Linked DNA regions of Homo sapiens: region 1 is linked to region 2. A link is an interaction called in ENCODE POLR2A ChIA-PET data of the cell type or tissue named here. Cell type or tissue: IMR-90. All regions are shown on one strand. Links, peaks and the distances in the headings refer to the core of each region. The heading gives the core; the rest is flanking DNA. Region 1 overlaps TBCD (tubulin folding cofactor D). Region 2 overlaps QTGAL (queuosine-tRNA galactosyltransferase).

Region 1 (8,448 bases), core at 401-8,400, 80 kb before region 2:
AGCTTGGGGAGGCTGGCGGGGCGGGCGGTCCTGGTGCTCAGTGGCATTTGCACTGCTGGGCACACACCCTCCTCCCAGAGAGCCTCTCTGGTCCCTGACCCCAGGTTTGTGCAGGCCCCTCCTCCTGCCCCCATAGCCATGGCGTGAGCTGGGGCCCATCCTCCTCTGCCCAGTGCCCCCAGGACGAGGCTCTGCTCCCCAGCCTGGGCCTCCAACGGTGCTCTGGCCAGTTTGATGACAGCCAGCTTCCCGGGGTAGGGCCGGGCAGGAGGTGGGGACTTCTCAGCTTAGGACCCTGAACCTGGGGGTCTGCTCCTGCCAGGACCAGCTGAGCCATCACTCAGTTCCCTGCACCTGAGGCTGCCATTGGGGCCTGCCCTTGCTGTGTGTCTCTGTCGGGGGCACGGGGTTGTGGGTACCCCCAGGCCCTGCCCTTTCTGTCGGTCTCTCTGTCGGGGGCACTGAGTCATGGAGGTCCAGGCCCTGCCCTTGCGGATCTCTGTCAGGGGCACTCAGTCAGGGGGTCCAGGCCCTGCCCTTGCGGGTCTCTGTCGGGGGCACTGAGTCATGGGGGTCCAGGCCCTGCCCTTGCTGTCAGTCTCTCTGTCAGGGACACTCGGCCGTGGGGATCCCAGGGCCTGATTTCCTTAGTTCTCACCTCTTTCTCTTTCCCCCTCCCCATCTCTTCCCCAGCCCCAGCTTCTCTCTCCCCATCCCCGGCCTCTCTGTCCCCATCACTCTTCTCCACCCGCTCCTGTAATCCTATTTGTTGTCCCTGCTTCAACCCTAAGACCTCATCAGCACGCATGTAACACGTAGCACATGTGTAACAAGTACGTAGCATGTATTTGCTGCGCACCTGTAGGGTTGGGCTCCTGGGATGTGAAGGTAACGGAGTGTGGTTCTTCCGAGCCAGTGTCCTGGTGTCAGCTGCCAACTCAGCCACCATGTCCCGAGGAGCCCGCATGTCCTCGTGGTGCTTGGGCTGGAGTCACGGCTCGGACCGCCTGTGCTCAGTTTACCGCCCGCTCTTAATTTACCGCCCGCCCTTGGTTTACCTCCTGCTCTCGGTTTGCAGCTGTGAGCGCATCATGTGCTGTGTGGCCCAGCAGGCCAGTGAGAAGATTGACCGTTTCCGTGCTCACGCCGCCAGCGTGTTCCTGACGCTCCTGCACTTTGACAGCCCTCCCATCCCCCACGTGCCCCACCGAGGAGAACTGGAAAAGCTGTTTCCCAGGTACTGTCGGGGTGTAGGCCCCCCGTGCTGGCCCCGCAGCCATGGCGAGATCATTGGCAGCCCGGCCTTGTCTCACTCACTCTCTTGCAGGTCCGATGTGGCCTCCGTGAACTGGAGTGCACCTTCCCAGGCCTTCCCACGCATCACCCAGCTCCTTGGGCTGCCCACCTACCGCTACCACGTCCTGCTGGGGCTAGTCGTGTCCCTGGGCGGCTTGACGGAGTCGACGGTGAGGAGGCGTCGGGCTGGCTGGGGCAGGAGGTGGCTCCAGGAGTGCCTGGTGCTTCCCTGTCTCTTGGGAGCATGTATGGAGCTGGGCCTTTTCTTCCATTGCTTTCTATCTCTCTCGGGCATATTTGGTTAGGGGGTCAGGGGCCCAGTGTCTTCCTCATGACCCAGGAGGCTTAGGGCCTGTGGGATGGTTGAGTCTGATGAAGGTGGGACAGGGCCAGCGCCACTCTCTTCCTGCGGCCGCAGCCTTGGAGCTCCCAGCGTCCCCTCGGGGTTCAATCCTCCAGGACCTGTGTCTGATGCCTGCATGTGGGTACCTGGGCTCCATCAGGTTCTAGATCGGCCTCCGCCCTCCACTTTCAGGGCTCCAGGCCCAGCTTCTCATGTCTGTGGGGAGGGTCTCCAGAGCCTTGGTCTGTGGCTGAGCTGTGGAACTTGAAGGCCTCTCTGCATCTTGTCACTCGTGGCCCCTGCACCTTGGGTCATGACCTGCTTTATGTGGCAACCCTGTGACAGCTGCTAAGTCCTAGAAAACACGTAACAGGACGTGAGGTGCCCTCTGCGCCGTGTGGGCGCGTGCGGGGAGACCCGGGCCCCAGGACGTGAGGTGCCCTCTGCGCCGTGCGGGCGCGTGCGGGGAGACCCGGGCCACATGCGAGCGGGGCCCCGAGACATTCTGCACTCGGGAATTGCGGGGATTATCAAATCCCGCTTCAGTGGGAAACGTGAGCGAAACCCAAGGTGAGTGGCCGCAGCCTTTCGTCACGTGCTCTCCCGCATGTCCTAAGTGAGGGCTCAGGCTGAGCTGCCGTTGCCGAGAGCCTTGTGTCTGCTTCGGGTGTCTGCACTGTGAGTGGCTCCGTGCTGGCGTCCGCACCAGCCGCTTGGGGCCAGACCTTCGCGTCTCTGCAGCTCGGAGCAGTTCTGCTCTTCAGCAGATGCTTGACCGGCTGTAGCCAAGCCTGAGGGGTGGCAGGCTCGGGGGTCCCACTGCCTTCTGAGGTGTCTCCGTGTTGCAGATCCGGCACTCCACCCAGAGCCTCTTTGAGTACATGAAGGGCATTCAGAGCGACCCGCAGGCCCTGGGCAGCTTCAGCGGGACCCTTCTGCAGATCTTTGAGGACAACCTTCTGAATGAGAGGTGAGTGGTGTCTCTTGGGGCCTCAGAGGCGTGAGTGGTGCTGGTGCCTCTCACCACGTTCCCACAGATTCCCGGGGTCTCGCAGGGTCTGTCTGGGGTCTGAAGGGAGAAGCGAGACACACGCTGTACCAGTTGGTGGCTCAGCGAGGAAGATGTGCCTGCAGCATATGGTTCTCCGGGCGGCCAGGCCTCAGCCCCTGCGCCTCCTCTTCTAGCCTCCACATGAGGCAGGGAAATGACCGTTGTGTGTACAATGGACGTAAAGGTAGTATGAGTACAAGGTGGTCCCTGTGTGTAGGAAGGCGTTGTGGGAGCTCCTCCAGCTTGGTGCTCCCACGGACGTGCTTGCGGACGCTCATCAGCCACCCGGCAAGTGAGAGCTCTGTGTTCCTGAGGATGGAATGTCAAGTGAGAAACATCGCTGCTTTCTAGAAGTTTCTGGCTTTACATGGAGGCAGAGTATAGACCCTGTGGGCCTTGACCTCAGAATTGGGAACATCCTCTGGAAGGGTTGTTCCCAGCATGTGCGAGGACGAGGACACGGGCCTGGTGTCCCCTCGGGCGGGGCCTCGGCAGCCTCTCCCATGAGAGCACAGATGCCGCTCTCGGCAAACAGGAACTCGGCCCAGCCATGTTTTCTTTTCTCGTTACGACTATAATCAGCTGCACATAAAGGGGCAGTTCGATCGATTTTGATAGGTGTCCACCCTTAAAATCTTCCCCAGTCAGGACGGTGGGCTCCAGCCCAAGGTTTCCTCCCAGCCCTTCGAGTCCGTGCCCCTGACCTGCGTCACCATAGCCTCAGCCCATGGTCACTTGAGGCGCTGGGCCGCGTGCCGGTCGCTCATTCCTCCGTGCCGGTCGCTCATTCCGCCTTGCCGTTCGCTCATTCCTCCTTGCTGACCAGTCGTGTCTGTTGGTGGAGGCACCACAGTGCATCTGTCTGTGGGCATTTTGGTTGTTGCCGCATCGGGGCTGTTGCTGGTAGAGCTGCAGGCAGTCTGTGTGTGCGAGCCTGTGGGTAGGTGTGCACAGCTGGGCCTCCCTCTCTGTGGGCTGCGGAGCCCAGCTCTCCTGTGTGTTAGTCGGCCTGTGCTAAAGCTCTCCTGATGCTCCTGTCGCCCAGAGGGGACCTCCCCAGCCTCCTTTTCTGTGGGGTAAATACCGAGGCGCCGCAGGCTGGCTCACACAGAGGCGAATGTCTAGCTTTGGAAAGCTGCTGGAGGGTTTCCAGAACGCCCACGTGTCATGTCTTTCTGCTGATGCTGTCTGAGGTCACTCTCACTGGCGCGTTGCTGTTTTATATTCTCTTTGGAGAAGTGTCTTCATTTTTTTCTGTTCTCCTTCCCTGACTGTTGTGGTCTGATCCTCCCTTGTCACACATGTGACTTGAGGGTGTTTTCTCCCTGCCTGTCCTTTCACGCACCGAGCGGGGGCCTCACACTTTCCTCACGTCCCAGCATCTCCCCTTGTTCTCTGAGGCACAGATTTTTCTGGTGTGTCTAAGACAGCTTGCCTAATCCGTGGTCACTGAGATTTTCTGTTTTGTCCTAGAAGATTTATAGTTTTGGGTTGTGTATTTAGACCTGGGACGCGTCTTGAGTGAGGTTTCTTACATGGTATAGCGTCGGCACAGGCACCTTGACGCCCAGCGGTGCCCACCCCAATTGCTGGGAGGGCTCCCCTCTCCGCTGCATTGCCGTTGCAGCTTTGTAAGAAACTGTGGGTTTACTTTGGACTCTCCTGTGCCCGACGTGTTTGCTTCACTTTGCACCAGGGCCGTGCTGTTTCTATCCCTTCCACTTTACCATCATTTTCGAAGTTCAGCGTCAGCCTCCAGCCTTGTTTCTTCTTTCCACAGTTGTTTTGTCTTTTCCTGAAGCTTTGCGTTTCCACGTAAATTATAAAGGGGGCTTGTCGCTTTCCACTGGGATCCTGCTGACTCTCAGCCATTCAGGGAGTTGGGCGTCCTTGTTGCTGGTGTCCAGGGTCTCACAGCTCCTTCTCCCCTCAGGGTGTCCGTGCCGCTGCTGAAGACGCTGGACCACGTGCTCACCCACGGCTGCTTCGACATCTTCACCACGGAGGAGGAGTGAGGCTCTGCTTTTCATGACTTCCTTTCCGATTAAGCCTAAGTAGCTCATGTATTAAAGAAAAAGTCATCAGACACAGAGATCAGAATTCCAGGAAATGATCTTCCAGTGCGTTCTGGGTCAGTTATGGTGACTGTAAATACCGTCATCACAGCTGGCCCTCAAAATAACGCAATAATAACATATTTACATAATGACATATTATGACTGTAAGTGCAGTCAGCCCCATCTGGGGCTGAGGCGGGGGCCCTGCTGTGCACTCTCCCCCCAGCTATCCCACCGGGCCAGGGGTGGGCCTCAGGGTTGTGCTGGGAGCCGCAGGGCCTGAAGGGGCCTCGGCTGTACGGGGATGAGACTCGCAGGGGAGAGGGCAGAGGCCGGTGACCTGGCGAGGACTTGCCCAGGAGATTGGAGCTCCTTGCTTCTGCGCCACGCGGATGCCCCAGGCTGGTCTCAGCTGGGTTGTTGGCTCTGAGTGGTCATCTCGTTGCTGCCATATTTTCTTGCTTCATTGAATTTCACCGTGTTGGGCCAGTCTTTTTTTTTTTTTTTTTTTGAGACAGGGTCTAGCTCTGTTTCCCAGGCTGGAGTGCAGTGGCACAATCACAGCTCACTGCAGCCTCTACCTCAGCCTCCCAAGTATCTGGGACTACAGGCATGCGCTGTAGTCTAATGTACGGCTAATGTTTGTATTTTTAGTAGAGACAGGATTTCACTATGTTTCCCAGGCTGGTCTTGAACTCCTGGCCCCAAGTGCCTGCCTTGGCCTCCTAAAGTGCTAGGATTACAGGTGTGAGCCACTGCGTCTGGCCTGGATATATTTGTATCTGGGGCACGTTGGGTCATCCGGAGACAGCGTGGTCTGTTTTTGGGGGCACTGCTTTTTTTTTGTTTGTTTTGAGATGGAGTCTTGCTCTGTTGCCCAGGGTGTAGTGCAGTGGCTCGATTTCAGCTCACCGCAACCCCGTCCCGGGTTCAAGCAGTTCTCTCGCAGACTTCTGAGTAGCTGAGATTACAGCTGTGCACCATCACACCTGGCTGATTGTTTGTATTGTTAGTAGATACAGGGTTTCACCACATTGGTCAGGCTGGTCTCGAACTCCTGACCTCAAGTGACCTGCCCACCTCGGCCTCCCAAAGTGCTGGGATTACAGGCGTGAGCCACTGAGCCTGGCTTGGGCGCTACTCTTAAGCTGTCAGGTGGACCCAGAGCTGTGCTGGTCTCCAGGGTTTTCTGCCCCTTTAAGGTCTCTGCTCCCTGGCGCTTCCCTTCCCACCGCTGCTGGGGCAGTGCCGGGGCTTCTGGCCATCTTTTGGGTGGTTCGTCCCCAGCCTTGGACAGCGTCCTCGTACTCAGGTACTGGCTGACCCAGGCCCAGGTTAGTCCTCAGCGGCCCCCAGGAAGCCCCCTCTGGTGCTCAGAACCTGAGCGAGCTCTGCAGACTTGGAATTTCCCGCTTCTCACCACGGGCTTCCCGCTGGAGTCTGCCACCTGCTGGACTTGGCTCTGCCTTAACCTTCGGGCGGGAGGCAGATCTGGTCTCTGTTGCTCCATCTTTGCTGGACGCTGCACATGTTTTTAAATCTAACAGCATTGAAGGGTTTCCCCTTTTAATTTCTTAATGGGGCATCACTGACTGACCTTCTTACACCTGCTGTTGGAACAGCCTCCATGTTCACAGGTGCACCCAGCTCGGTTGTGGCGTATTATCCTTTAATACAATGCTAAATACTCCATTTAAATTTTTTTTTTGAGATGGAGTTTTGCTGTTGTTGCCCAGACTGGAGTGAATTGGTGCGATCTCAGCTCACTGCAACCTCTGCCTCCTGGGTTCAAGTGATTCTCCTGCCTCAGCCTCCCTAGTAGCTGGGATTACAGGCATGTGCTACCATGCCCAGGTAATTTTGTATTTTTAGTAGAGATGGGGTTTCACCATGTTGGTCAGGCTGGTCTCGAACTCCCGACCTGAGGTGATCTGCCCACTTCTGCCTCCCAAAGTGCTGGGATTATAGGCGTGAGCCACCGTACCTGGCCTAAAATATTGACATATATTTTTCTGGCTTAAAAATTTCAAAATAAGCCTGGGCGCCATGGCTCACGCCTGTAATCCCAGCACTTTGGGAGGCCAAGGCGAGTGGATCACTTGAGCTCCGGAGTTTGAGACCAGCCTGGCCAACTTGGTGAAACCCCATCTCTACAAAAAATACAAAAACATTAGCCGGGTGTGGTGGTGCCTGTACGGCTTGGGCCTGGGAGGCGAAGGTTGCCGTGAGCTGAGATTGAGCCACTGTGCTCCAGCCTGGGCAACACAGCCAGACTCTGTTTCAAAAAAAAAATTTTTTTTCCAAGATAGGATGGTAGAGAAAATACCTCCTGCCATGTCCTGCTATGAATACAGCTTTGTATTTCTCTCTACAGTTTTGTCAGTTTTGGCTTTTCAGATTTTGAAGCGTGTTTGTGGGCTGAATCTTGCCCTTATCACCCATTTCTAGGATGCTTTTTGCTCCACTCATTCTTTGTCTTGCTTCACTTGACTTTGAACTGTATACTTTTTTCCATCGTTTTACTTTCAGTATCTTCATACATGTATGTTTTTGTACGCCTCTCTTAGAACAGTGTATGGTTTTGTAAAAATTCAGCCTGTAGCTTTTACCTGCCTCCTTCATGACCTTTATAATCCCCTTGGTTCTCAGCCTGCCACTCACAGGACTTTTCCCTGTGCTGCGTTCCCAGTGCCCCCTCCCCGCCCCCACCTGTGCTTTTTGTTGGATTAGTAGAATTGCTTTTGTCATTCCATTGTTTTCATATATTTGTTTGGGACATTTTACTTTTTTCTGTTAACGCTTACCCTAGAAATTAGAAATGACACCACGTATTCTTAGCGAAGTCCAGTTTTCAGCATTTTGTCCTTATTGGACAATAGCAAGGATATTAGAACGTGTTGGTTCCGCGTGCTTCCGTCTTGAGTTATGTGCTGCTATTGTCGGATATTTTGTCTTAGATGTACGTACTTTCCTGTTCATTGTGGTATGTGTAATTTGCGTTACTTTGAATTTTCCACGTTTTTACTTTCTTTGTCTCTCATCACTTACTGCTTTTGGGACCCCCCCCATCGGGGTTCACATTCCCTCTCCCTAGAGCACACTCCCTTGGATTTCCTCGAGTGGGGTCTGCTGCGGTGAAGCTTTCCCATTTTATGTGCAGATTATTTTCAGAGGGTATATAGAATTCAGGCAGCTGTTTCGTTGTAGCACATTAAAAATATTTTCCCACTTCCTCCTTGCTTCTGTTGTTGCTTTTGAGTGTTACCTCTGAGTCTGCCTGTGCTCCCTGGAAACGGCCCGGGTTTCCCACCCCCTGCCCAGGTTTGCTCCTTCCCTGGTTTTTCTGTCATTATCACGCTCACGTGTTTCCCTCGGTCACCCCCTCTGCAATTTTCACACGTCTTTTCCCTCTCTCTTTGCTTCATTACCTTTGGCCCGCCTGCCAGCTGCTGATTCTCTCTGAAGATGTCTCTAAATGACTTTTAACTGTGATTTGTGGAATTCTTATTGTGGAGTTTTGCGTCTTTTCAGGTGTAGGTTTTTTGTCTCGCGTGTTTCCACGTCTGCTTGTAGCGCTTTCCGCTTCGCCGTTCCCTGCGGCCCTTCCTTCCGTGCCCGGTGTTCATCCTCTTGAATGCTCTTTTCCTGCCTGTTTGGCTGGGTGTGTCTGAGTTGCAACCTGAGCGGGTTTCTTTGTCTTC
Region 2 (8,448 bases), core at 166-8,165:
AGGCTGGCTAACTTTCTCCAGGTTCCTAGAAGAAGCCACTTTCAAGGCTTTCGAGAAGTGTTGTGAGCTAATTCATTTGAAAGCCTCTGTGCCAACAGGCGGAGCAGAAAGCGCAGGCCGCTGGAGTTGATCCCAACAAGCAATCTTGGAACTCTTTCTGAATTTATACGGGGACCACCAGGATCTGGCAATTCCACCGAAAAAAAGAGTCAGAACGTTGAAAGGAATAGGATACTGACAGAAGGGAGGTGTGAGGGGACACGGGGGGCTGTGCTCCCTAAGTTGCCTGCCACAGTCCCTCCCTGCCTGCCCTCCTCACATGGCCATCGACCCTCAAGCACTGAGAGGTGAGGTCTGCGCTCCCTCCCCTCAAATCTGGGGTCAGCATGACACCACGTGACACGGTGCTCTGGGGCTACATTGTCAAAGGCAACGCAGCTTCTGGCAGGCTCTCCTGGACACTTGTTCTTGCAGCCACCATGCTGCGAGGAAGCCTGAGCAGCTTCGTGGAGAGAAAGCGCCCAGCCCGGATCCCTGCCATTGAGCGAGTGCGCGGGCTCCAGATGATCCCAGCCAGGATCCCTGCCGCCGAGCGAGTGCGCAGGCTCCAGATGATCCCAGCCCGGATCCCTGCCGCCGAACGAGTGTGCGGGCTCGAGATGATCCCAGCCCGGCAGTCCAGAGGTGAGGATGCCTGCGAATGGAGACAAGCGGCCCTTCCTGACCCACAAAGACGGAAACTCAGACTTGCAAGGTGAACCCATCACACAGAAGGAAACTCACACCCCCAGGTGAACCCATCACACAGAAGGAAACTCACACTCCCAAGTGAACCCATCACACAGAAGGAAACTCACACCCTCGAGGTGAGTCCCCCATCATAAAACGTAACTCAGGGCTGGAACGTAACTCAGGGCTGGGCGCAGTGGCTCACACCTGTAATCCCAGCACTTTGGAAGGCAGAGGCGGGTGGATCACGAGGTCAGGAGTTCGAGACCAGCCTGACCAACATGGTGAAACCCTATCTCTACTAAAAATACAAAAAAATTAGCCGGGCGTGGTGGCGCACACCTGTAATCCCAGCTACTCAGGAGGCTGAGGCAGGAGAATCACTTGAACCTGGGAGGCGGAGGTTGCAGTGAGCCGAGACCGTACCCCTGCACTCCAGCCTGGGCAACGGAGCAAGACTCCATCTCAAAAAAAAAAAGTAACTCAGATTCATGAGGTAAGCCCCCCACACAGAAAGGAACTGAGACCCACGAGGTGAGTCCCCCCACTGCACGGCCTGGCACAGTTTGCAGGGCCCTTGGCTCTAAAGACGGTGGCAAGAAGGTCAGGGCTGCTGGGGCTGCAGCTCAGACTCCCCGTGGATTCGCCACAGAGGCCGAGTCCTGAAGACGGCAAAGGGGCGAGACCTTCGATGGGCAGCGCAGGAGGGTCAAGCGTGTCTGGGTGAACCCAGGTGAGGTGCCCTCGGTGCATGGTGCTGGGTGCGAGGGAGGAAGGAGGGGCCGGGCTGAGGCGGGAGGCAAATGAACGCAGAGAGCTCAGAAGGGCCCCTTCCCAGAAAGACACGTTTCTGGCACAGACTCAAGAAGTCAGCTTCTGAATTACACTGAAGGAAAGAAAAGAAACCAGTTGCATTTTTGACACTAACATCAGCTCCCTGGGGCCACTGCCTTGGAGTGAACGACTTGCCGTCCACTGCTGTGGGGGAGGGGGGCTGTGGGGGAGGGGAGCTGTGGGGGAAGGGAGCTGTGGAGGCCCCTGGTGTTGGGGGGCTGTGGGGGCCCCTGGTGTGGGGGGGCTGCCCGGCGGGGGGCTGGGGGGGCTGTGGGGGCCCCTGGTGTGTGGAGCTGCAGGGGACCCTGGTGTGGGGGGGGCTGCGGGGGCCCCTGGTGTGGGGTGCTGTGGGCAGCCAGGGGTGCCTGGGGAGCTCGTTCAACCACCAGGCAGGCGGCTCTTCTCCAGCACTGCTGCTGCTGAGCCACGCCCCAGGGTCCAGAGTCACCAGCACCGGGGGCTTCGGCCGCCACTCCTGAGCAGCGATGTTGAAGGCGAAGGTGAAGGAGGAGCACCCAGGCCTGACAGCCCGAACTACAGCCCAGCAGAGCCCGGAGGCAGCCGTCCAGTGTGACCCTGTCACTCCCTGCCCCCGGAGCGAAGAGCACGGTCAGAGGAGAGCCCACAAGCACTCCAACTTCAAGAGCTGAGTCAGTCACTGCAACAGCTTCTGCCTCTCCAAGGCCCAGTCTGGCATGTTCTGCCCCTTCCAGCTTGGGAAGTCACACACCGGTCTGGGCATGGGCTCACAGGGCTGGGGGCCGTGGCCCTCCCAGGCTGCATGTGCAGAGGGGCTGACGCCCCAGCCCTGTGCTCTGGGACTTCCTCAGACAAAGGCTGCAGAGTGCACCGCGGACTTCATTTAAACAGAACACCTGGAAGTCCTGTTTATTTAAGTTAACACGCAGCTTCTTGTGGGGGCAGAAGTGGAAGCAGGGAGAGTCGGCTGCCGTGCCGTCTGGATGATTATGGCTTGGCACAGGCAAGGAGCGGGGAACGGCGCCCAGGATGCAGGGCACGGCGGCTCCACCCATTCCCCCGACAGGCAAGCTGTGGCCCAGGCTGCTTCACAGGAACCCTCCCGTCTTTGTTCCTCCGCGTCGCTTCCCTACACCTCCCTGCATGCTCCATCCCAGTGCACGAGGGTGGGTGAGGCTGTACCCTAAGGTGGAGCACCTGCCCTCACGGGGCTGTACCCCGAGGACTGGTCTTGAACGTTGGGAACAGAGATCAGCTCTGGAAAGGAGCTGGGTGGAGCCAGGGCAGCCTTCGTGTTTGGTCTGGGGTGGTCTAGAGGTGACCAAGAATGCAGGCTTTCCTCTCCGATGTCTCCTGAGCCCAGGCACAGAGGTGGGAAACCACAGGGTGCACAGTGTCAGGAATCCAAGGGTCAGCCGGGGCGAGAGGAGGAGGAAGGACGGGGGTTGGCTGGCCCTCAGGAACGGGGGCAAGTTACAGGGCGCAATGCGGGTTCCCTGTTCTTGCTAACCTTGGATAACGATGCTCTACATGCAGGATTCCTAAAGTTCTGCAGTGATTTATCTACATGCAAATGCACGATTTATGAAAGCCGCCATCAAAGGTCCTTCCTAATTAGCTGGTTTCTTGTAAAAGATCTTAAGAAAACAACGACCAAGTACAAGTATCTCAGCGTTTATTTCATTCTCTCAGGACAAACTACACAATGTAATTCACGTAACCACGAACCAGCAACTGCAAATTAAGATTTTTGTAGGTCATGATTTCTAAAAAATCCAGCCACGCAATAACAGCCTTTCTAAAGCTGACTTTGTTTTAGTGAAACAAAACTGTGATGACATCCCTAAGCTTCCTCCAGAAGAGCTTCGACGTGGAGAAACGGGGTGGACGCTCCACCTAACCGCGCCATTGGGAAAAGAGGAGGCACCTGGAGCAGAAGCTTCTCTCCCAAGTGCACAACAGAGCATCAGCGAAGGCAGTGAGAAGAGTAGCAAGAAAAAGGTTTAAAATCATCGATGAAAATGGAAATTAAGCTTGTCTTATTACAATTAAGACAAACTGACCATGTGCATTTTCCCCACATTCCTGTGGGGAATCCCAGCTCGTTTGAACACACGCCACGAACTCCTGGTATCCGTAAGTATCCCAGCTCGTTTGAACACACGCCACGAACTCCTCGTATCCATAAGTATCCCAGCTCGTTTGAACACACGCCACGAACTCCTCGTATCCATAAGTCTCCCAGCTCGTTTGAACACACGCCACGAACTCCTCGTATCCATAAGTCTCCCAGCTCGTTTGAACACACGCCACGAACTCCTCGTATCCATAAGTCTCCCAGCTCGTTTGAACACACGCCACGAACTCCTCGTATCCATAAGTCTCCCAGCTCGTTTGAACACACGCCACGAACTCCTCGTATCCATAAGTCTCCCAGCTCGTTTGAACACACGCCACGAACTCCTCGTATCCATAAGTCTCCCAGCTCGTTTGAACACACGCCACGAACTCCTCGTATCCATAAGTCTCCCAGCTCGTTTGAACACATGCCACGAAGAACTGCCAAAGGCAACTCCATTAATGAAGCCAATCTGGGCTTGTTTTTCAGTATGGAAATGAAAACATCTGAAAGTATCTCCTCCACTAAAATGTCAACACTCCTAACAAAATTCCTTAGACGTCTGTATGATTGATTCTAAATAGCTGGCAACTGTCATTTCTAGCTGTGTAAAAATCGCTGTGGCACCTCACATACGGACGGCTCAGTCCAGCCACGGTTTCCAGCTCACGGGCCGGCACAGGGTCTGCTCCACCTTCCAGTCCACAGGACCACACAGCTGCAGGGACGCAAAGGGAGCCGTTGGGCAGCTAACGTGGCAGGGACGCCCCTTTCCTCTCCAGCCTCCATGTGCGATATCTCACACCTCTGCAAAAGGCCCTCCTGGAAACCCCAGACTCTGCACTTTCCTCACATAAACTGTCCACAGAAGTCCATCCCGAAGGACATTTTCCCCCATTTTCCCCCTATTCCCCACAAAGGAACTGGACTGGAAAAACCGTCTGTGATCACTCTCTGTTTCCACATGACTGAAACCCCACAGCACCTGTGGCTGGGGTAGAAATCACCCCTAATCCCTAGATCCCCGGGCCCCCCGTCCCACCCGACAAGCAGACACTCTCGGACGTCTCTCCCAGGCAGTCCATGCCTGTAAACTTCCAGAAACTGACTTCCGGAGCCTGTGGCCCCGATTGCCATGGATATGCTGTCACACTCTCACACGTATTTGTGGTTGCTACGGAGAAACATTCAGACATATTTGCGGTTCCTAAACTTTGCAAACACGTGACCCTTTTAAGAATCTGCTACAAGCCACAGAGCTCTCTCCTGCCCTCACAGAAAATGTGCCCCCACAGAAGGCCCTGCAGCCACGCTGGGGCCACTGAGCCCCAGGACCTGACACACCCCCAAAGGAGGCAACCGTGTGGGGCCCTCTGCACCCGAGAAGGTGGCCTGTGTCTCAGTCTGTCTCCTGCCTCACGTGAGACGCAAACCTCCGTGCAGCCGGCTGCACCCCCAGCACCGCCCACCCCCAGCGCACCAGCCCTGCCCCCATCCCAACCCCCCTCCCCCTCAATGCTGCCCCCCCAAACCCCCACACCCTTTCCCCCCTCCCAACCCCCTCTGGTTCCAACACCCAGGCCCTCCCCTTCAGACGCCCCCAGCACACCCGTCCTGCCCTTGCCCCCCTGCCCGACCCCCCACAGGGTGAACTGTCACGAGCACCCACTCTGTGGGGAGCTGGGCTCCCAGCGCCGTGTGGGCCAGACCCTGCCGTGACCAGGCCCGTCTGTGACCTGACCAGGATGTGACCAGAGCCGGCCGTGACTGAACCGTGTGGTGACCCAACCGCACACGTGCCCACGACGCACAGCCCCGCGGGGGGAGGGCAGAGGGGCCTGTCCAGGGTGAGCGCCAAACTGCCCGGGGGACGGACACTGTGGGCGCTGGACAGTTATGGATCCCTCAGTGTTAAAACCCAAGTGATCACCGCTGTGATTCAAAGTCTTCTAAAACTTGAGCGAGATCTCTGAGGACACAGTCACCTTCCCTGAAGCCAGCAGGAGCCTCGCGGTGGCTGAGACACCAGCTCCAGGGATCCCTGGGCCATGTGTCCCCACCATCTGCGGTGGGGGATGGAGGAGCCCACGGGGCACTGCTGTGCTTCCTCCCCACTGGGCGGAGGAGCCCACGGGGCACTGCTGGGCTGAGGAGGGGCCCCAGGAAGCCTGGCTTTGGAGGGGCAACTGAGAAGCCGTTCTAAAGATAAAAACCGTAATTTAAGATCGTCTAAATAAGAAAAACGTTTAACTGTGAACACGGTATAGCTCTCAGCCTGTGTTTTCATGTCTAAGGCGCTCAGCTTCTAAAACGCTGATTAAAAACAAACAACACAACCACCTTTGCACCCTACGAAAATAACAGGAGAAAAATCAGGGGCATGTTTTTCTCCAAAGGAAAACACCCTCCAGGGCTCAGAGACATGCCAGCCACAGATCCCTCTCCGTGACTTGACAGTCTCACCATAGCCTGATTCTTTCCACCCCTAGGAAAACTCTTTATTTAAAAAACCACAGTGGTAATTTCACTAAAGGTAGTAACGACACTAAGGAGGCCAGTACTTACGCTCGACGGGTGCTGAACGGCAGCCTCGTGTTGCAGCCTCACCCGCTGGGGCATCATGACGTCATCCTGCAGTAAAGAACACACTTTCCGTTTGTTTGTTTGCATTGATTGATGCATAGACTAATACAGTCCCGCTTTATTGCCCAGGCTGGAGTGCAACGGCACAATCATAGCTCACTGCAGCCTCAAACTCCCGGCTTCAACTGATCCTCTCGCCTCAGCCTCCCAAAGAGTTGGGATTACAGGCTTGAGCCACCATGCTCAGCCCCAAGAACATATTTTAAACTCACATAAAGCAATTCCTACAAATAAGTAAGAAAACGATAGACAATCCAACAGCAAAACAGGCAAGGGCCTTGAACAGGCCATTCAGACAAGAGGATTTCCAGTGGACCAACAACCTCGTCAGCCATCAGAGAAATGCAATTAGTTATGCAGCGGAGAAGGAAAAATAAAAAATGCTGACAATTCCAAGTGTACTTAATTAGGCAGAACAAGAGCTCCCATGCACTGCTGGCTGCGATGAGGACCTGTTACCACTGTGGAGGGGGACCGTCTGCAGTGAAGACCTGCCACCACTGTTGAGGGGACCGTCTGCGGTGAGGACCTGCCACCACTGTGGAGGGGACCGTCTGCGGTGAGGACCTGCCACCACTGTGGAGGGGGACCGTCTGCGGTGAGGACCTGCCACCACTGTGGAGGGGACCGTCTGCGGTGAGGACCTGCCACCACTGTGGAGGGGGACCATCTGCGGTGAGGACCTGCCACCACTGTGGAGGGGACCGTCTGCGGTGAGGACCTGCCACCACTGTGGAGGGGACCGTCTGGCATCTTCCAGCAAAGCTGAAGATGCACTTCCCTAAGACCCTGACGTCTGACTACTTGGGTAGGAAAAGCCCTACTCACACACACAGACATGCTCACGGCAGCTCATTCAAATGTGGAAAGAACCCAGTGAGTGAGAATAGCAGATACATGAATTGTGCATGTTATTTTCAAATGCCATTCAGCAGCTGAACACAACAGAAATTTCACAAGCCTAATGTTCAGTGAAAGAAGCAAGACACAAGAATATACATGGTATTTTCCCCTTATTTAAATTCAAAACCAAGCCAAATAAACCATATTATTTAAGAAATGCACACACAGTGTGTACCAGGGTCCCAATTCCCGGGGAAGCGGGCTGGTGCCGCGCCATGGACCAGGCCACACAGCAGGAGTGAGCGGCGGCCGGGCGAGCGTCACGGCCTGAGCTGCCCCTCCTGTCAGAGCAGCGGCTGCATTAGACCCTCACAGGAGCGCAAACCCTACTGTGAACTGCACACGCGAGGAATCCAGGTCACAGACTCCTTATGAGCATCTAACTAATGCTGACGGCCTGAGGTGGAACTGTTTCATCCCAAAACCACGCCCCCCCACCATCGGTCTGTGAAAACATTGTCTTCCACAAAACCTGTCCCTGGTGCCAAAAAGGCTGGGGACCACGGATATAAACCATAAAGAAAAGCAACAACATTATAACCTTGAAGATCAGAAGAGTGGTCACTTTTTGGGGGGAAGTCGAGGTGGGGGCATGGGTGGGACAGTCCCTTTAAGGTGCCGGCCATAAGCATTTATTGATCGAGTGGTAGCTACACAAATATTTGCTTCATAATTAACTTGTAAATTAATGGATATTTATGTTTTGTGCATTTTTCTGTGGGTGTATTCTATCTCATGATAAAAAAATTAAGTGGAAGAACAGCAAAGGTTTAAGTACATGAGTAAAAGGTACAAATGTACTCAATAGCAGAAATAAGAATAATGTCATTGGAAGGATATCTGTTTTTAAGTTGAACGCTAAGATGAACTAAAATACCCATATTTATGTCTCTTATTCCCGCAAAACGGCCTTAGGACATTCAGATCATCCAACGAACCATGCTGAGGGAAGCCGAGAGGAACCTAGTGGGGCTGAAGAGAGGAGGCTGGGGACAGAGGGGAAGTGGGAGGAGGGCAGAGAGAAGAGAATAAAGGAGGGTGGAGAATGGAGGAGTGAGAAGGGATGGAGGGAGGAGGGAAGAGGGCAGAAGAGGAGGGTGGAGAAGGGAGGAGGGAGTAGGGAAGAGAACAGGAGGTTGGAGAGTGGAGGAGGGAGAAGGGGAGAGGACTGAAGAGGAGGGGGGAGGAGGGAGGAGGGACAGAAGAAGGAGGGAGGAGGCAGGTGGAGGGTGGAGGGAAGT

The links. Peaks named below come from ENCODE experiments on the same cell type or tissue, not always from the same donor. Only the 100,000 strongest peaks of a DNase experiment are listed, where the experiment ranks them.
Region 1: POLR2A ChIA-PET joins it to region 2 with 12 read pairs; 2 of 35 experiments call an interaction of 5 or more read pairs at or near these places.

The regions. Positions count from the first base shown.
Region 1 is chr17:82,928,035-82,936,482 of GRCh38, forward strand. TBCD (tubulin folding cofactor D) reads left to right here. Exons shown (of 39, transcript NM_005993.5): 31 at 1,079-1,237; 32 at 1,328-1,466; 33 at 2,488-2,609; 34 at 4,624-4,701. Among named protein-coding and RNA genes, the nearest start is that of ZNF750, 92 kb to the left of the region's middle. In IMR-90, for the core only: no CTCF peak of the experiment used is centred there; DNase peaks (open chromatin) are centred at 3,847 and 4,837; H3K27ac peaks cover 1,201 bases.
Region 2 is chr17:83,008,228-83,016,675 of GRCh38, forward strand. QTGAL (queuosine-tRNA galactosyltransferase) reads right to left here. Exons shown (of 13, transcript NM_001009905.3): 5 at 6,227-6,292. Among named protein-coding and RNA genes, the nearest start is that of QTGAL, 39 kb to the right of the region's middle. RefSeq lists an enhancer at 1,960-2,482. In IMR-90, for the core only: no CTCF peak of the experiment used is centred there; DNase peaks (open chromatin) are centred at 2,224 and 4,834; H3K27ac peaks cover 601 bases.